Linked DNA regions of Homo sapiens: region 2 is linked to region 1. A link is an interaction called in ENCODE POLR2A ChIA-PET data of the cell type or tissue named here. Cell type or tissue: K562. All regions are shown on one strand. Each heading gives the region's core, and the rest is flanking DNA. Links, peaks and the distances in the headings are about the cores only. Region 1 overlaps PCOLCE2 (procollagen C-endopeptidase enhancer 2). Region 2 overlaps TRPC1 (transient receptor potential cation channel subfamily C member 1).

Region 1 (10,865 bases), core at 1,693-9,692:
CATTCTTAAGATGATTATGAGGATGAACTATTTTCACGTTGTTAACCCGGGGTTTCTCTACCTCAGCACTATTTATATTTTGGGCCAGATCCTTCTGTGTTGCGGGGACTGTCCTTTTTTCTGTGGGATGTCAGCAGCGTCTCGGCATCTACCCACTAGATGCTAGCAATACCCTCTAGTTGTGATAACCAGAAATGTTTCTAGATATTGCCAAATGCCTGCTGGGGGCAACGTCACCCGTACTTAAGAACTGCTGTGTTTTGTCTATTTGGTATACTTTTAAATTTGTCTACTTCTTAGTTCTTAAGATTCTTATAGCCAGTGCCAGGCTCAAAATAAATATTTAGTGATGGGTTGCATCTAATTACAGATGTAACACACTTTACACATGAACAGTATTTCTAAAAACCTATGCTACTCATGTTTAGGCAATTGCATATTTTAAGGATGTCCTCAGGGGAACACCCTATGATTCCTTTTGTAAAGTGAGGGATTAACCTACATTCTGTGAGTTCCAATTTGTTGTTCTGGGTTTTTCTAAACAGGGCACACACTCAGAGTACGCCTGTATTTTCTTATAGTGTTTGTTTTATATAAAGGAAGAAGAGAACAGGGCTACATTTGTGCTATCTTTGAACTCAGGTTTAAAATTCAATAGAGGGTATTGAGTTGTCCTGGTGAAATTAGAGCAGTAGTTGGTAGCATGGAGAATTTATTTTGCGTGGTTTTAAATTTTTTCTTTGTAGTGATAGATTGGTGGCTCAGGGAAATAAATGATAATTTTAAATGGGTAGATTCAGAACTAAAGACCAATTATGCTTGAATTCATTTTTCGTGAAACTTATGTCTTCTTTGAATTAAGGTTTAAAACCCACCGTGGCCTTGTGTCAACAAAAGTGTAGACGGACGGGGACTCTGGAGGGCAATTATTGTTCAAGTGACTTTGGTAAGAAATAAAAGCCAGTCTTTTTCTCTTTAACCAGAAACTTGAGGCTGCATGCTTAATCTCAAAGGAATTCCTATGAATTTATGGTGAAGGGTCAATAACGCTGCTCATTTATCCAAGAAAATACTTGCCTATACACCAGAATGGTCAAATTGTTAGATTTCACCACTGAGAAAAATATGGATTTAGAAAATATACTTTTTTCATATAAGCTTAATAATTTGACTCTTGGTACATGATACTGCCACATTGTGTGTTCTGGCTGACTATTCCTGCAAAAAACCTATGTACTTTTTTCCTTATATATTTTTCATATACAGAGTATTTTTTCACACATCTATAACTCAACTTAAGTAAATTAGAAACATACCCGAGCTTATATTCAGAAGCTGGTCTCTCTCAGAAGAAATTCAAGTATTTCCCCTGTACTGCCTTTCTGAGGTACTGAAGTAAAAGTTGGAAATCTGGAGTCCATTTGGAAACTCTCACAAACTGGAACCTGAGGAGGTGTTCTTTAATGATTTAGAATTTTTAAGAGCTTTTTCCAGTGGAAAGATTGCACCATCTATGATAGCTACTTAAGAGCAAAAGATACAACATTTTATCTTGGTTATTTTTTCAGTGGCTTTAAAGGAACATTTAAGACAAATCTGATCAGGAAGAGCAAGTTGCTATGGCCTAAATACATTTCCCCAAACAAAACTTCCCCAGAGAGGCTCTGCTTGCTTTTTCTGTGCCTTGAAGTGACTTCTGTAGTCCAGACGAGCTGTATCATAGTGAAGGTGTGAAGACACTGAAGACTCTGGGACCCTAAACCTTACTAGAGTTCACATGCTGAAATTCAAATAACTGGCATAAATGTGAAAACAACGCCACATGTAATTGCTACCACATCCAGTTTACTCTTCTGTAGGAGGTGCTTCAGGAAGTCTCCCTCCCTGTGTCTTGGGAGCCACTGATTTCACTTGACTATAGACTGAATTTTGGAGTGAACACTTATCACGCAGGATCAAAGTAAAGCATCATAGGAATTCTGATTTTATGAACATTGCACACTGCCTAAGCAGTGAGTGTTCACTTTATTCTGAAGGAGTCAGATTAACCAAGTCCAAAACTTGATTTATTCCATTAATGTGACCGCTTACATGGCAAAATGACCAAAACTATCATCAGTCACTGGTTCTCAACCAGGGCTGATAATGCTCCCCTGGGGAGTGGTAGAGATGTTAGATTACTGCATTTTTTTGGTTGTCACAATAACTAGGAACTGCTACTGATTTTTCTAGGAAGGACAAGGCTGGTAAAAAATGTATTCAGGCCAGGTTCAGTGGCTCACACCTGTAATCCCAGTACTTTGGAGGCCGAGGCAGGTGGATCACCTGAGGTTGGGAGTTCGAGACCAGCCTGACAAACATGGAGAAACCCCATCTCTACTAAAAATACAAAATTAGCTGGGTGTGGTGGTGCATGCCTGTAATCCCAGCTACTTGGGAGGCTGAGGCAGGAGAATTGCTTGAACCTGGGAGGTGGAGGTTGCAGTGAGCTGAGATTGTGCCACTGCAGTCCAGCCTGGGCAACAAGAGCGAAACTCCATCTCATGAAAAAACAACAACAACAAAAAAAAACTGTATTCAGTGCAAGTCCTACACCACAAGGAACTGTCCTTGCTCAAGCCCCCAGAATGCCAGGCGCACCCCCGTGAGAAAGACAACATCTTTCCTTCTGTGGCTTCAAAGAGAGACTCTTTTCTCGGAGTGTCATGATGGAAAAAACAGGGGTTTACATAATGAAAAAATCAACTGAATTTTACTAGAGGTTTTTTTTTAAGAAAAAAAAAAGTTTAAGTTAATACCTCAGTTCTATACTTCAGCTTGTTAAATGAAATAAACGGAGTGGATAAGAAAGAGAATATGAAAGACCGTAGAAGACAGAGCTTTCCTGATAATTAGACAGAGGTGAGGACCCAGGGAATGAACAAAAGTTCAGGAAGAAAGGACAGCTACAGAGAAGGGTGAGGAGAGACACAGAAAGGTGGCTACACACCCACACCGACACAAAGACTCACATCTTAGTGGCCCAAACCCCCATCGCGCAATCTTTTAGCGTGGTACTGCCTCTAAAGATACAAGATCTTTTTGAGTATTCACAGGTAGAGCCTCATAAGCCAGACTATCCCCTATGTGACAATCAAGCCACAAGTTGGATAAAACGTTTTAAAGAGTTTCAACCTTGGCAATGGACCGCAGTGTGGCAAGTATTTAGGCTTCTCTTCTAGTTATCAATCCCCAACAACCAGCGTAACATCACAGCTCCAACCTGAATTTTGGTGACAAATGTACAGAAGCAAATGTGAAACCTCTATGAGGGCCTTTTCTTTAACATTAAAATGTTTCGTATCTGAAACTTAGAAGAATGTAAACTTGTTTTTCAGTTCTGCTTGCATTTGCCTTCACTGTCACATCACTTCAAAATGTTTTCTTCTGCAGTATTAGCCGGCACTGTTATCACAACCATCACTCGCGATGGGAGTTTGCACGCCACAGTCTCGATCATCAACATCTACAAAGAGGGAAATTTGGCGATTCAGCAGGCGGGCAAGAACATGAGTGCCAGGCTGACTGTCGTCTGCAAGCAGTGCCCTCTCCTCAGAAGAGGTGAGTAGGGAGAAAACTGGGTGTCTCTGAGCAAGCCATGGATTTTCCATGCCATGGTTGGTCTAGGGAAGTAAAATCAGGGCTAATATGTTGCCCACTTCTTGCAGAGCAGGAAGGCCTTTGGAGTCAGGCAGAATTGGGCTCTCATCCAAGTCCTTGTAACTTGTGGCAGAAGAAGGGGTAGTGGACATGATGAACAAGTGAAAGAAGCGTTTGAAGTTGAGTCAATAGGCAACAGACACACAGAGCAGTGCAGGGTGGAGAGATTTTAGACTATTGCACTTAAGATGCCAGTACTGTCTAGGTTTAAAGAAAAATATCCAGCAGCCAACAGGAAATGCAGACCCGAAGTTCAGAAGAGGGAGGTATATCCGGGCTAGAATCAAGATCTGGGAATCATTTGCAGAGATAGGACTATTAAGTCCATGGATGGGAGTGAGTTTATTGAAAGAAATTACGAAAAACGGAAAGTTACTCCAGAGCTAGAGGCACATGACTTTTTAAGAATATGTATTTAACAACTTATAAAAGTAACATATGTTTCATGGTTTTTAAAAAGTTGAAATAAGTAGGTAAGAGTATGTTTAAAAGTGAAACCCTTTTCCTTTCCTTAGAAGTACTCTAAAAAGTTCCTTCCAGCCAGACACAGTAGCTCATGCCTGTAATCCCAGCACTTTGGGAGGCCGAGGTGGGAGGATTGCTTGAGCCCAGAAGTTCGAGATCAGGCTGGGTGATGTAGTGAGACCCTATTTCTATAAAAAAAAAAAAAATTTAAGTTCCTTCCAGAAAGTTTCTATCCACATAAAGCATGGGCATATACACTTATGGAATCATATCACACACAAGTTCTGCAATTTTTCCCCTACATAAGCTCTAACATCTTTCCACACATACACACAGAGAGAGAGAGAGAGAAAGAGAGAGAAAGATACAGAATATCCACTTCAAGAAAGCTTTACTGTCCCAGCACTTTAGGAGGCTGAGATGGGAGGATTGCTTCAGCCTGAGTTCGAGACCAGCCTGGGCAACATAGTGAGACCTCTGCTCTACTAAAAATAAAAAAATTTAGCCGGGTGTGGTGGTGCGCACCTGTGGTCCCAGCTACTCGTGAGGCTGAAGCAAGAGGATGCCTTGAACCTAAGAGGTCGAGTCTGCAGTGAGTCATGATCACACTGCTGCACTCCAGCCTGGGTGGCAGAGCAAGACTGTCTAAAAAAAGAAAAAAATTTAAAAATAAAGCAAGCTTTACTGTGAATTCAGATTGTTCAGAAAAGTCAGGAGGCTAGTAGCCTCATGTTGAGTCTCTGGAGAGAATCACAAAGGCTCTGTAAAAGAGAAACATTTCTTTCCAGAACTGCCAGGAGCAGCAGATACTGCACCTCAAGATTCTATAAGGTCTCATAATGCTGCTAGCACTTCAGCCTTGAGGCAGCATTACCTGCCCAGACTCTCAGGCTCTCACAGACCACTGTGATGACAAGGTCCACCCACACAGGAAAATGCAAGAGAAAAAGGACACATTTTCTCTATGACACACCAGGGGAAAGGGGAACTAAAGGAGGAATTAACCCATACCTTTTTTTCTGATTTATTTCTGAGGTAATATAAATATTCAGAGTTACCCAACACCTCAGGCCCCAGTCTAGGCCTAACTTAGCCAGTCACACCAATGTATAAAAACATAGTATAACCAATATAAGTACTCTTGACACCGATGTTTTGCAAGAAACTGTACAAATGCAAGTAGTATATGATCCATCTATGCCCTCAAGAAGCTTGCGTAGCATACATGTTTGAGATGTTGATTAAAGTTCAAGACAACAGCAACATAAGAGAGTGGATCATTGGTTGCCAAATGCCAGGAAAATCCAGACACATGATGGGACTGAGAAGCCATCTGAGGATGGCCCATCATGGAGCCCTGGAGGCCCCTCGAGGAAGGAGAGTCTTTCACGTTAACGCGGTGCATTCTTCATAGCAGGCATTTGAAACCACAACAGACCTACAGCACTGCAGAGCGGGACATGGCTGATCTAACCACTCAGTCCAGCTTCCTGGTGTTAGCGTAGCTGAAATACCTTACTAGTTGAATTTGGCTTTTTGCCGATGAGAGTCTTAAAACAGATTTTATCATCCAGGCACAATGGCGTGTGCCTGTAGTCCCAGCTACTTTGGAGTCTGAGGCAGGAGAATCGCTTAAGTTCAGTAGTTTAAGACCAGCCTGGGGAACATGGCAAGACCCCCATCTCTAAAAAGCAAAAACAAGAAACCCAGATTTTATCGTGGATGGAATACATGTATAATCTTACCATTTGCAGAAGAGAACATTTATCTAGAGGTAACTTACAGTCTAAGTTGTTTCACACATGATACATAGAGAAAAAGATTAATTTCTGTATTCTCTTTCTTTAGGTCTAAATTACATTATTATGGGCCAAGTAGGTGAAGATGGGCGAGGCAAAATCATGCCAAACAGCTTTATCATGATGTTCAAGACCAAGAATCAGAAGCTCCTGGATGCCTTAAAAAATAAGCAATGTTAACAGTGAACTGTGTCCATTTAAGCTGTATTCTGCCATTGCCTTTGAAAGATCTATGTTCTCTCAGTAGAAAAAAAAATACTTATAAAATTACATATTCTGAAAGAGGATTCCGAAAGATGGGACTGGTTGACTCTTCACATGATGGAGGTATGAGGCCTCCGAGATAGCTGAGGGAAGTTCTTTGCCTGCTGTCAGAGGAGCAGCTATCTGATTGGAAACCTGCCGACTTAGTGCGGTGATAGGAAGCTAAAAGTGTCAAGCGTTGACAGCTTGGAAGCGTTTATTTATACATCTCTGTAAAAGGATATTTTAGAATTGAGTTGTGTGAAGATGTCAAAAAAAGATTTTAGAAGTGCAATATTTATAGTGTTATTTGTTTCACCTTCAAGCCTTTGCCCTGAGGTGTTACAATCTTGTCTTGCGTTTTCTAAATCAATGCTTAATAAAATATTTTTAAAGGATTACAGAACAACCACTAAACTTCTTTTTATAGATAGTGGGACATTGTAGAAGGAATATTCCCTTTTAGCAATAAGAATAGTGTGATTTATGCATAAGATTGCCTTTGTATCAATTTACACTTTGCTAAAAGAGCATTCCAAGAATTTCAGGGACTAAATGGATCCAGTAATGTCAATAGACTATAATTCTTCTCTCTGCAGAAACAGAGAATGTTAGTGCTAGAATAACATCTCTCAGGGATCTAGTCCACACTGTTTCATTTTGTAATTGAAACGGAAGCTCAGGTATGTTTAGTGACTTGCCAGAGCACATGTCTCCTAAGAGACAAAACAATCAAGCTAAAGAGTCCTAATTCCAAACCCTTTGCCCTCACTGCCACTAGAAGAGCCTTCCCTACCCCCAGAGGAAAGCCCTCTTATCCTGATTTGAAGAGTGAAGTACTAAATATTAGTACTTAGGCTAGTATTTACTAGCCTATATAATTGGTCATTTTACAGAACTTGAAATTAGAAGTGAGCTTGACACTGCTGCCCTGTTTATCCCCAGTTAACTGGATCAGGCTGTATCAGCTAAGAGCCTTTGAGAAATCTATTTTCACTCATTAGTGGAAGAACAGCAAAAGGACCTTCATTCACATAGAGCTGCTTAAGGCACAACTATATGAGTGCAGCAACCAGCCCTGTAGGAGGTTACCAGCCAGGGGCTGTGGGAGAGCGGATAACCATCCCTATCCAAAGAAGGCTGAAAGAACATTAGGGATGAACAAAGACGTGGGTCACAAACTCTTCCACGGTAGAAGCAAAGTTTTGGAAATAAGGGAAAATACTCTTTTAGATGAAAACAATAATTCCCAGCCCTAGGATGACCAGACATTTAAAGGGTGGCAAAATAGAAGTTCAGAAGGAACTCTGTTCCCTCTGTTACGGCAGCTGGGTGAGCCTAAGGAAACGACAAAATTGGGCTGACAGGCAGGTCAGAAACTGCTCCTATACTTTCCCACTGAGGAGCCGTCAGCAGGAAGTAGATGAACTAGAAGACCCTGATGACAGTGGGTGACTGGCTTCCCTGGCCAGTGTCAGCTTTTAGAAAGTTCTCTTAGCCAGCTGAACTTCGCAGACCAGCTGCGCCCAGCACAGGATGTAACTGTGGACTCCTCATTGATTCCAGCCTTCTCAAAGCAAGTTGCTTCCCTTTAAGAATACATGTTCCGGGACTTAGGAGGGAATCCTAAAGATTTCAGTATTTCTTCTTTCTGAATAGAATCTCCTATTGGTGAATTACAAGCAGCATGCTGGCGGGTATCAAGCTTCTGCATGACCAGCGGAAAGACTTCTTCAGGTGAGTGGGGGCTTGAGTCACAGTGGGGTAAAAACTGAGAAGAGTAATCTAAACTATTCATACTATTGACATCTCTGACACAGTATTTTACAACTGCTTAGGGGATTCACGGTTAAAAGTGTGTGGCACTGGTTTGTCTTTTACTTCAGTTATTCAAAACATAGAGATAAGATGAATCGTGAAGCTGCTCTTTCTGGAATAACAACCACTTTGTAATTTCTTTCCTTTTTAAACAATCATTTTTCTATGGTTTGACTGTATCCTCCAAATTATGTGTTGGAAAGTAAATCCTCAATGCAACAGTGTTGAGAGGTGGGCTCTTTTATGAGGCAGAGCCCTCACGAATGGATTAATGCCATTATCATGGGAGTGAGTGAGTTATCGTGAGAATGGGTCCTTGGTAAAAGGATGAATTTGGCCCCCTGCGTCCCCACTCCATCCTTGTCTTTCTCTTTTGGGCATGCACATGTGTTGATGTGTTCATGTGCTCTCTTGCGTTTCCACCTTCTGCCATGGGATGATGCTGTGAGAAGGCCGTCACCAGATGTGGGCCCTTGACTTTGGACTTCCCAGCCTCCAGAACTGTAAGAAATAAATATCTGTTCTTTATGAATTACCCAGTCTCAGATATTCTGTTATAGCAGCACAGAACGGACTAAGACACCTTTATTTTGACTGAGGTTTAGTTTCCTTAGTTATAATTTGAGGGAGTTAGACTACATAACTTCTGGGATCCCATACTATTTTCTCTTTTAGGAATTGTTTATTTTTCAAGAATAGTTGATAAGGTTTTGTTTTTGTTTTTAAGTATTTATACTTGGGGAATCAAATACACATGAAGAATGAATAGGTGACCATACTAACATATCACAAAACATTTCAAAATTATAAATAAATCTCACTGTTTCAGAGCATCTTGCTAGCTTGATTTTCATCCTTTGAATTCCTGTAAATGAACATTTAAGATTTTTCCCAAGTTCCCAAGTCTTAAATTCTGTAATTTACTTCCAAGTTAACCTTAATTGGAAGACATTTACCTTCTTTTCTTTCATGTATTAATAGACTACTGCTACCAGGCTCCCATTTACTTCTGGACTATTTAAATGGTATCAACTAATGACAAAAAAAACTCCCTTAAAGAAAAGCCCTGTAATTAAACAGGCACTAATGAGAAAGTTCTAACGTGAGTTAAGTAATATTAATCAGAAACACCTTTTGCTTGAGTTCATGGATTCAAGCAAACAAATTTATATTTTTTATATAAATGGAAACAAAAAATTTGCAATTAAATTCAATTAGCAAGCAAATGTTTTTTAAAAAGATTTGACCTAAGTATTCTAAAGACCTCGTATTGAGAGAGAGAAAGATAAAAATATTAACTTAGGACTTTGATAATTTAAGTATTTACATTAATTTTTCTAGGGTAATATAATAAAATAATAATATAAATAGAGCATAAATAATATAAATAGAGCATCAACATTTAAAACCAGCAGAGGAAAAAAAAGAAGAAATTAAAGAAAGTGAAACCAGGAAAAATACAACAAAATAAGGTAAAAATACAAACATATCAATAATTTCAGTAAACACCTAAACTAAGTCCTGAAAGTTATACGTCAAAATGGTCAGACTGGCTTAGAAAAAGAAATACAGCTATGTGCTATTTGAAAGAGACATCTAAAACATGAGGACACGGAAAAGTTGAGAGGAAAGGGATAGAAAAAGATAAATACAGTATACCAGGCAAACATTAACCAAAATAAAAATGGTATGGTTTTATTAATACCAGAAAAAAAATACTTCAAGGCATTACTCAAGATGAAGAGAGTTACAAGGAGATATAACAATTCTAAATTTGCACACAGCTAATAACATCCTTCAAAATATATAACTAAATCTGATATAGTATAAATAGAAATGGACAAGTTTACCATCATAAGGGGAGGTTTTAACATGTTTCTCTCAGTATTGACAGATTTAAAAGAGAAAACATTAAAAATATAGAAGTGTTGAACCGCACAATTAGCTAGATTTACCTAACACACATATGTAGAACAGAACCAAGGGCACATTATTTTGAGCTCGTATGGAACAATTTCAGAACTTGCCATGCACCATGAAGCAAATTCCAACAAATTTCAAACAACTGGTATCGAACAGCCTTCTCTAACAGTAAATGACTAGAAATTAATAACAAAAAGTAAACAACAAAAAACAAGAAAAAAATTGGAAATTAAGAAATGTACTTTCAACTCATGATAAAAAGGAAACCATAATGGAAAACAAAATATTAAAAACTGAACAATAGAAAAACTGCATTTTAAAATGTGTGAAATGCAGCTTAAATAACACTTTAAAATTTATAATCTTACATGTTTACATTATAAAAGAAAGGATGGAAATTATTAATTTGTGAATGATACAAATTGGGAACTTAGTAAAAGGAAAACACCATAAACTTTTAAAAGGTAGGATAAAATAGCATAGAGCAGAAATTGAATAAAATTGTCATCTTAAATAATAGAAAAAAGGAAAGCCAAATGTTGGTTCTTTAAAATGACTAATATAATTGACAAAACTCTGACCAAATTAAGAAAAGCTAATTTTTGTATTTTTAGTAGAGATGGGGTTTTGCCATGTTGTTCAGGCTGATCTTGAACTCCTGATCTCAGGTGATCCATCTGCCTTGGCCTCCCAAAGTGCTGGGATTATAGGCGTGAGCCACAGCACTGGGCCACGAATAGCCTCTTTTTGACAAAGGCTCTCTGGATGTACAAGTGTGGGATTGCCCATGGATGCATGGAATCGGGTGTTCTGGGTGAGTAGCTCTGGGATATACATAAAAATTTGTTCTGAAGTATTCTAAAGTTATTATTAAAAATCCTGGTTTTGATTTTTTTGTCATTTGCTTCTCCCTTTTAA
Region 2 (10,865 bases), core at 1,523-9,522, 61 kb after region 1:
TATCAGATAAAATAGACTACAAATCAAAGACTAAAAAAAGACAAAGAGGGTCACTATATAATGATAAAGGTGGCAATTCAGCAAGAAGATATAACAATTATGAATATCTATGAACCCAACACTGGAGCCCCCAAGTATATAAAGTTAATGCTTGCTTTATATACATGAAGGCTCCAGTGTTAGGTTCATAGATAAACTACAATACAATAATAGTAGGGGACTTTAACATGCCACTCTAGTAATAGACAAATCATCTAGACAGAAAATCAACAAAGAAAGAGTAAAATTAAACTACGCACTAGATCTAATAGGCCTAACTGACATTTATAGAACATTTCACCCTATTGCTACAGAATATACATTCTTTTCACCAGCACATGAAACATTTTCCAGAACAGACCATATCTTAGGCTACAAAACAAGTCTAAACAAATTCAGAAAAATACAAATCACAAGTATCTTTTCTGACCATATGGAATAAAACTAGAAATCAATAATAAAAGGAATTTGGAAAATACACAGACACATGGAAATTAAGTAACATACTCTTCAATCACCAATGGGTCAATGAAGAAATTAAGAAGAAAATTTAAAAATTTATTGAAACAAATGAACATGGGAATATAACATACCAAAATCTATGAGACAGAGCAAAAGTAGTACTGAGAGGGAAGGTTATAGCAATAAATTCCCATATTAGAAAAGTAGAAAGAGTTCAAATAATCTAATGATGCACCTTGAAGAACTAGAAAATCAAGAATAGGCTGGGCACGGTGGCTCATGCCTGTAATCCCAGCACTTTGGGAGGCCACGATAGGAGGATCACTTGAGGTCAGGAGTTTGAGAGCAGTCTGGCCAACATGGTGAAACCCCATTTCTACTAAAAATACAAAAATTAGCCAGGCATGGTGGCAGACACCTGTAGTCCCAGCTACTCGGGAGGCTGAGGTGGGAGAATTGCTTCAACCCGGGAGGTGGAGGTTGCAGTGGCCGAGATCACGCCATTGCACTCCAGCCTGGGTGACAAAGCGAGACTCCGTCAAAAAAAAAAAAAAAAAAAAATCAAGAATAAACCAAACCGAAAATTAGCAGAAGAAGAGAAATAAAGATCGAAGCAGAAATAAATGAAATTGGAATTTAAAAAAATACAGAAGAGGCCAGGCACGGTGGCTCATACCTGTAATCCTAGCACTTTGGGAGGCCAAGGCAGGCAGATCACTTGAGTCCAGGAGTTCAAGACCAGCCTGGGCAACATGGTGAAACCCCATCTCTACAAAAAATGCAATAATTAGTCAGATGTGGTGGCACGTGCCTATAGTCCCAGCTACTTGAAGGGCTGAGGTGGGAGGATCACTTGAGCATAGGAGGTCAAGGCTGCGGTGAGCTGTGATCACGCCACTGTACTCCAGACTGGGTGACAGAGTGAGACTCTGTCTCAAAAAACCAAAAACAAAAACCACAGAAGATCAATGAAATGAAAAACTGATTTTTTGAAAAGATAAACAAAATCAACAAACCTTAGCTAGACTAAGAAAGAGAGATCCAAATAAAAAAATAAGAAATGAAAAAGGAGATATAACTGAAACCTTAGAAATACAAAGAATCATTAAATAATATTATAAACTACTATATGCAAAACTAATTGAAAAACCTAGAAAAAATGGTTAGATTCCTGGACACAGACAACCTACCATGATTGAGCCATGAAGAAATAGAAAACCTCAACAAACCAATCATAAGTAACAAGATCAAAGCCATAATAAAAAGTTTCCCATCAAAGAAGTGCCCAAGACCTGATGGATTCACTGCTGTATACTACCAAACATTTCAAGAAAACTAATACCAACCTTACTCAAACTCTTCAAAAATACTGAAAAGGAGGGAATGCTTCCAAACTCATCCAAAGAGGCCAGCATTACCCTGATACCAAAACCATACAAGGAACCAACAAAAAAAGAAAACTACAGGCCAATACACTTTGATATATTGATATAATATGAACATAGATGCAAAAATCCAGCAAACTGAATTCAACAACACATTAAAAAGATCACTTGTCATGATCAAGTGGGATTCATCCCAGAGATGCAAGAATGATTCAACATATATGTATCAATAGACATGATACATGACATTAACAGAATCAAGAACAAAAACCATATGATTATTTCAATGGATGCCAGAAAAGCATTCAATAAAATTCAACATCCCTTTATAACAACAACAACAACCAAAAAAACCCTCATCAAAACAGGTATAGGAGGGACATACTTCAAAATAATAAAAGCCAACAGGGAAAAATTGAAGGCCTTTCCTCTAAAGACTGGAACAAGATGATGATGCCCACTTTCCCACTATTATTCAACATAATATTGGAAGTCCTGGCCACAGCAATTAAGCAAGACAAAGAGATAAAGAGTATCCAAATTGGAAAGGAAGAAGTCATATTAGCCTTGTTCTCAGATGACATGATCTTACATCAAAAAAACCCTAAATACTCCACCAAAAAACTATTAGAAGTGGTAAAAAAAATTCAGTAAAGTTGCAGGATACAAAAATCAACATACAAATGTCAATAACATTTATATATGTCAAAGAACAATCTGAAAAAGAAATCAAAAAAGCAATCCCATTTACAATGGTTACAAAAAACAAAACAAAACAAAACAAACTAGGAATCAATCTAACCAAAGAAGTGAAAGATCTAGGCAAGGAAGACCATAAAACTCTGATGAAAAAAATAGAAGAGGTCACCAAAAAATGGAAAGGTATTCCATGCTCACGTACTGGAAGAATTAATGTTGTTAAAATGACAACACTACCCAAAGCAATTTTGAGATTCCATGCAATCCTTATCAAAATACCAACGACATTCTTCAGAGAAATAGAAAAAATAATACTAAACTTTATATGAAACCACAAAAGACTCCAAATAGCAAAGTAATCCTAAGCAAAAAGAACAAAGCTGGAAGCATCACATTACCTGACTTCAAAATACACTACACAGCTATAGTAACCCAAACAGCATGGTACTGGCATAAATATAGACACATAGACCAATGGAACATAATACAGACCCACATATAAGTCCATGCATTTATGACCAACTCATCTTTGACAAAGGTGCCGAGAACATATTTTGGGGAAAGGATAGTCTTTTTAATAAATGCTGCTGGGAAAGCTGGATTAACTATGTGGAAGAATGAAATGAAACTAGACCCCAATCTCTCACAATACACAAAAATTAAATCAAAACTGATTAAAAACTTAAATATACAACCTCAAATTAAACATTGGGGAAACTCTTCAGGACACTGGTCTGGGCCAATTTTTTTTTGTGTGTAAGGCCTCAAAAGCACAGACAAGGCCGGGCACAGTGGCTCACGCCTGTAATCCCAACACTTTGGGAGGCCGAGGTGGGTGGATCATGAGGTCAGGAGATCGAGACCATCCTGGCTAACACAGCGAAACCCCATCTCCACTAAAAAAATACAAAAAAATTAGCCGGGCGTGGAGGCTGGGGCAGGAGAATGGCATGAACCCAGGAGGCGGAGCTTGCAGTGAGCCGAGATCGCGCCACTGCACTCCAGCCTGGGCAACAGAGCAAGACTCCCTTCCTTACACCTTATACAAAAATTAATTCAAGATGGATTTAAAGACTTAAATGTTAGACCTAAAACCATAAAAACCCTAGAAGAAAACCTAGGCAATACCATTCAGGACATAGGCATGGGCAGGGACTTCATGACTAAAACACCAAAAGCAACGGCAACAAAAGCCAAAATTGACAAATGGGATCTAATTAAACTAAAGAGCTTCTGCACAGCAAAAGAAACTACAACCTACAGAATGGGAAAAGTGAAAAGGCAACCTACAGAATGGGAGAAAATTTTTACAATCTACCCATCTGACAAAGGGCTAATATCCAGAATCTACAAAGAACTTAAACAAATTTACAAGAAAAAATCAACCCCATCAAAAAGTGGGCAAAGGATATGAACAGACACTTCTCAAAAGAAGACATTTATGCACCCAACAGACACATGAAAAAATGCTCATCATGACTGGTCATCAGAGAAATGCAAATCAAAACCACAGTAAGATACCATCTCACACCAGTTAGAATGGCGATCATTAAAAAGTCAGGAAACAACAGATGCTGGAGAGGATGTAGAGAAACAGGAATACTTTTACACTGTTGGTGGGACTGTAAACTAGTTCAACCATTGTGAAAGACAGTGTGGTGATTTCTCAAGGATCTAGAACTAGAAATACCATTTGACCCAGCCATCCCATTACTGGGTATATACCCAAAGGATTATAAAACATGCTGCTATAAAGACACATGCACACTTATGTTTATTGTGGCATTATTCACAATAGCAAAGACTTGGAACCAACCCAGATGTCCATCAATAATAGACTGGATAAAAAAAATGTGGCACATATACACCATGGAATACTATGCAGCCATAAAAAAGGATGAGTTCATGTCCTTTGTAGGGACATGGATGAAGCTGGAAACCATCATTCTGAGCAAACTATCGCAAGGACAGAAAACCAAACACTGCATGTTCTCACTCATTGGTGGGAATTGAACAATGAGAACACTTGGACACAAGGTGGGGAACATCACACACCAGGGCCTATTGTGGGGTGGGGGAGGGGGGAGGGATAGCATTAGAGATATACCTAATGTAAATGACAAGTTAACCGGTGCAGCACACCAACATGGCACATGTATACCTATGTAACAAACCTGCACGACATGCACATGTACCCTAGAACTTAAAGTATAATTGAAAAAAAAGAAAAAAAAAGTACAGACAACCAAAGCAAAAATAGACAATTGAGATTACAGTAAGCTAAAACACTTCCACAAAACAAACAAAAGAGCCAACTCATAGAATGGGAGACTATATTTGCAAACTATCCATCTGACAAGAGATTAATAACCAGAATATGTAAGGAGCTCAAACAACTCAAAAGCAAAAAACCAAAAATAAATAATCTGATTTTACAATGGGCAAAAGATCTGAATGGATATTTCTTAAAAGAAAACATACAAATGACCAACAAGTATATGAAAAAATGTTCAACATCACAAATCACCAGAGAAATGCAAATCAAAATCACAATGCAGTATCATCGCACTCCAGTTAAAATAGTTTGTATCAGAATGGCACACAATAACAAATGCAAGCAAAGATGTGGACAAAGGGGAACTCTCACACACTGTTGCTGGAAATGTAAATAATTATAGCCACTATGGAGAACAGTATGGAGGTTCTTCAAAAAACTAAAAATAGAACTACCAGAGAACAGTATGGAGGTTCTTCAAAAAACTAAAAATAGAACTACCATATGAGGGTGGTGGGGGTGTTAGGAGAAGGTGGGGATGGTTAATGAGTACAAAAAAAAATAGAAAGAATAAGACCTAGTGTTTGATAGCACAATAAGGTGACTATAGTCCATAATTTAATTGTACATTTATTATTGTACATTATAAAAGAGTATAATTGGATTGTTTGCAACACAAAGGATAAATGCTTGAGGGGATGGATACCCCATTTTCCATGACCTGAGTATTACACTATTGCATGCCAGTATCAAAATATCCCATGTACCCAATAAATACATATATGTACTATGTACCCACAAAAAAATTTTTTTTTAATTATTATACTTTAAGTTCTGGGCTACATGTGCAGAACGTGCAGATTTGTTACATAGGTATACATGTGCCATGGTGGTTTGCTGCACCAATCAACCTGTCATCTAGGTTTTAAGCCCCGCATGCATTAGGTATTTGCCCTAATGCTATCCCTCCCCTTGCCCCCCATCCCCCAAGAGGCCCCGGTGTGTGATGTTCCCCTGTGTCCATGTGTTCTTATTGTTCAACTCCCACTTATGAGTGAGAACATGTGGTGTTTGGTTTTCTGTTCCTGTGTTAGTTTGCTGAGAATGATGGTTTCCAGCTTCATCCATGTCCCCACAAAGGACATGAATTCATGTCTACATGCCTAGTATTCCAGGGTATATATGTGCCACATTTTCTTTATCCAGTCTATCACTGGTGGGCATTTGGGTTGGGTCCTAGTCTTTGCTATTGTGAATAGTGCCGCAATAAACATGTGTGCATGTGTCTTTATAGAATGATTTATAATCCTTTGGGATTATTTTAAACATAATTTTTTTTTAAAAAAAAGAACTACCATATGATCCAGCAATTCCACTATTAGATACATATATATATATATCCAAAAGAAAGGAAATCAATATAGCCAAGAAACATCTGCATTCCCATGTTTATTGCAGCATTGTACACAATAGTCAAGATATGGACTCAACCTAAGTACCCATCAATGGATGAATGGATTTTAAAAACATGGTTTATATACATAACGGAATATTATTCAGCCATTGAAAAGAATGAAATCCTGTAATTTGCAGCAACATGGATGGAACCTGAGGCCATTATGCTAAGTGATATAAGCCAAGCACAGAAAGACAACTTTCACATGTATTTGGTAGCTAAAACAGTAGATCTCATGAAGATAGAGAGTAGACTGGTGGCTACCAGAGGCCAGGAAAGAATGGGATGTATGAAGGGGAAAGAAAATAATATTCATGTATTTATTACCACTGAACTGTACACTTAAAAATGGCAAAGATGGTAAATTATAGACATATATTTTACCTCAACAAGAAATAAAAAAATTTTTAAAACCACAGTAAGAAACCACTACACTCCTGCTAAAATGACTAAGAAAAAAGACCAGCAATATCAAGTTTCAGTAAGTATGTGGCAGAATTAGAACCATCATACCAGGGCCTGGTGCAGTGGCTCATGCCTGTAGTCCCAGCACTTTGGGAGGCCGAGGCAGGCGGATCACGAGGTCAGGAGATCGAGACCATCCTGGCTAACACGGTGAAACCCCGTCTCTACTAAAAATACAAAAAATTAGCCGGGCGTGGTGGTGGGCGCCTGTAGTTCCAGCTACTCGGGAGGCTGAGGTAGCAGAATGGCGTGAACCCGGGAGGCGGAGCTTGCAGTGAGCTGAAATCGCGCCACTGCACTCCAGCATGGGCAACAGAGCGAGACTCTGTCTCAAAAAAAAAAAAAAAAGAACCATCATACCTTACCAGTAAAAATGTTAAACTGTTTCCAACCACTTTGGAGAACAGTTTGACAACTACTTAAAAAGTTAACACACCCAGAAATTCCATTCCTAGGTGTCTACCCAACAAAAATAAAAACATGTCCGCACAAAGACTTGTAAGTGAATGTTCACTGCCAAAAACTGGAAACAACTCAAATGTTGAGCAGCTAGTGAACAGATAAATAAAAGGTGGTACTATAACCATACAATGGAATACTGCTCAACAATTTTTAAAATGAATTACTGACATATGAAACAATATGGATGGACCTCAAAAATATTATGGTAAGTAAAAGAAAGCCAGAGACATAAGTCAAGATATTTTATGATTCCATTTATATGAAATTTCTAGTAAAGAAAAGACTACAAAAATAGAAAAACTGGTGGTTGCATGGAGCTGGGGATGGAAACAAGGATTGACCATGAATGAACAGGCAAGAGAGAACTTTTTCCAATGATAGAAATGTTAGAATATTAGATTATGGTAATAGTTACACACTTTAAACATACTGTAAATCATCCATTTCCACACTGTAAAAAAAGCCTTTTTTGAGGCCCTATGGAGTAAGGTGATTATGATCTGTGTAACTTTCTGGGGTTTTGGTTTCACCCACACCAATATAAGAATATGGAAATATGTAATTCCCTATGTCCAAAGTACTTTTAAAACACTAATTTCATATGGTTCAACCTAAATATGTGGGCAACTATAAAAAGAACTGGAGTAAATGAGGCAAGATTAGTAAGGCAGGCAAACAATAAAAAAAGGAAAGGAAACATGAATGGAATTCTGTATAGGCAGAAATTGGGAGAAGGGATTTCTAACATGTAACTAAGCCATTGATGAGACTAGTTTCCAATCTAACACTGTAGCGAAGAGCCACATTTCTTTCTTTCTTTTTTAGATGGAGTTTTGCTCTTGTCACCCAGGCTGGAGTGCAATGGTGCAATCTTGACTCACCGCAACCTCTGCCTCCCAGGTTTAAGTGATTCTCCTGCCTCAGCCTCCCAAGTAGCTGGGATTACAGGTGCCTGCCACCACACCCGGCTAATATTTTTGTATTTGTAGTAGAGATGGGTTTTCACCATGTTGGCCAGGCTGGTCTCGAACTCCTGACCTCAGGTGATCCACCTGCCTCAGCCTCCCAAAGTGCTGGCATTACAGGCATGAGCCACTGCGCCCAGCAAGACTCAACATTTCTAACCAATGGTAATGTTAACCATTAAGGAACACGTGTAGAATACCAAACTAGTAACAGTGGTTAGCTCTAGAAATGAAAAGAAAAATTGGGATTGAAAATTGGGATTGAACAATACTTCCCTTTAAAGATTCTGGCAATATGGAAGCATAATGTCACAATACCTGAATCTTACAGGCTATATTATTCATTCATTCTCATATCAAAATCACCCTTTTTGGAGATTCATACCATTCAGTTATTCCAATACTCCCTCATCATCATCACTGTCATTTCCTACTTCCGTGTCACTCTTGTATATTCATTGAGGACTGTGGCACTAAGCAGTCTCTCTCCCAAGCCATTTTCCTGCCACTATGCCAGAAGAATTCCATATTCCTAACATGACCCCAGCCAACATCCTACTCTCTTGGTAGATACTGAGCCAAGTTTTACAAATTCATTTGCCTTCAGGGGTGATGTTGGTAATAATATGAATAAAGCTGAGTGTACATAGGGCTTACTGGCATTCAAATTCAAAATTATAAAAAACACTATGCAAGTTAAACAAAGCTCTTCTGCAAATTAAATTTTTGTTTTTTATTTTTATTTTTTTATTATACTTTTAAGTTTTAGGGTACATGTGCACAATGTGCAGGTTTGTTACATATGTATACATGTGCCATGTTGGTGTGCTGCATCCATTACATTAACTCGTCATTTTTTTTATTATACTTTATGCAAATTAAATTTAACTGGCAATCCATTTCTTTGCTATCTTTCCCAATTCCGGTGTTTCTCAAGTTTTTTTAAATTTTTGTCTTCCACTAATAGATAATAAATAAAGACTCCTTCTTTAAAGTTATTTGAAGTTTCAAAATACATCAAATATTGAGACTAAAACCAAATCACAGCTATTATATTACTGAAAATGTTTTTCTAAACTACAATGGTTTACTACCCTTCCCTGGCCCATTAGGAAATATTACCCTGAAACTACACCATCTCTAAAATTTAAAAAACAATTGTCTCTCTCTTTTTTTTTTTTTTTTTTTTTTTTGAGACGGAGTCTCGCTCTGTCACTTAGGCTAGGGTAGAGTGTGGTGGTGCAATCACAGCTTACTGTAGCCTCAACCTCCTGGGCACAGGTAATCCTCCCACCTCAGCCTCCTGCATAGCTGGGACCACAGGTACAAGTCACCTCATCTGGCTATTTTTGTAAAGACAAGGTCTAGCCATATGGCCCAGGATGGTCTGGAATTCCTGGACTCAAGTGATTCACCCGCCTTGGCCTCCCAAAATGCTAGGATTATAGGCGTGAGCCACCATGTCCAGCCATCTCACTTTCTTACTGCCAGTATATTGGCTCTTCAAATTCTGAGAAACCTTGCTATTTCTCTAAGTTTTTTTTTTTTTTTTTTTTGAGGCAGAGTCTCAGCTCACTGTGACCTCCACCTCCCAGGTTCAAGCGATTCTCCTGCCTCAGCCTCCTGAGTAGCTGGGACTACAGGTGCATGCCACCACGCCCAGCTAATTTTTGTACTGTTAGTAGAGACGAGGTTTCACCAAGTTGGCCAGGCTGGTCTCGAACTCTTGACCTCAGGTGATCGGCCTGCCTCGGCCTCCAAAGTGCTAGGATTACAGGCGTGAGCCACCGCGCCCGGTCTCTTTTTACTAATTTTGTTAACCTCCTTTTCTTCTGCAGTTCTACTTAGCAATTCCCAGAAATGACTTAAGTCAGGGGTCCTTGCCATTTCGTACAAATGTTTTCTCAAAGATCATTAACAAACTCTCTCAAACTCTACTGTTAATGTTCCAAACCATTTGCAGTTTCCAAATAAACAAATCACATGCTGTACTTTCTGCCTAAAATACCTTTCAATTTTTAACTCTTACTCATACTAAAAGATCTATGTCAAGTCATAGCTCCCCTAAAAGCCTTCAAACAAGTTTGTCCCCCAACCTCAAACCAAGCCAGGTAAAGTGTTTTCTCTAGCTTCAACCTGTAAGACCCCGCTGCTTCAACTACACACTTATTTAACAAGCATATAATTTGAAAAATATTCACACTTAATTGTAGGGAAAAGAAAGAGAGATCAGACTGTCACTGTGTCTATGCAGAAAGGAAAGACGTAAGAGACTCCATTTTGAAAAAGACCTGTACTTTAAACAATTGCTTTGCTGAGATGTTGTTAATTTGTAGCTTTGCCCCAGCCACTCTGACCCAGCCACTTTGACTCAACTTGGAGCTCACAAAAACATGTGTTGTATAAAATCAACGTTTAAGGGACCTAGGGCTGTGCAGTACGTGCCTTGTTAACAAAATATTTACAAGCAGTGTACTTGGTAAAGGTCATTGCCATTCTCTAGTCTCAATAAACCAGGGGCACAATGCACTGTGGAAAGCTGCAGGGACCTCTGCCCTTGAAAGCAGGGTATTGTCCAAGGTTTCTCCCCATGTGATAGTCTGAAATATGGCCTCGTGGGATGAGAAAGACCTGACTGTCCCCCAGCCCTACACCCG

The links. ChIA-PET counts read pairs that join two places held together with the same protein. Peaks named below come from ENCODE experiments on the same cell type or tissue, not always from the same donor. Only the 100,000 strongest peaks of a DNase experiment are listed, where the experiment ranks them.
Region 2: POLR2A ChIA-PET joins it to region 1 with 5 read pairs; 2 of 35 experiments call an interaction of 5 or more read pairs at or near these places.

What each region holds. Positions count from the first base shown.
Region 1 is chr3:142,813,613-142,824,477 of GRCh38, reverse strand. PCOLCE2 (procollagen C-endopeptidase enhancer 2) reads left to right here. Exons shown (of 9, transcript NM_013363.4): 7 at 863-946; 8 at 3,433-3,600; 9 at 6,013-6,604. The coding sequence ends at 6,143. Among named protein-coding and RNA genes, the nearest start is that of PCOLCE2, 70 kb to the left of the region's middle. In K562, for the core only: no CTCF peak of the experiment used is centred there; a DNase peak (open chromatin) is centred at 6,327; H3K27me3 peaks cover 518 bases.
Region 2 is chr3:142,752,626-142,763,490 of GRCh38, reverse strand. The region is part of intron 4 of TRPC1 (transient receptor potential cation channel subfamily C member 1); the gene reads right to left. Among named protein-coding and RNA genes, the nearest start is that of TRPC1, 34 kb to the right of the region's middle. In K562, for the core only: no CTCF peak of the experiment used is centred there; no DNase peak of the experiment used is centred there.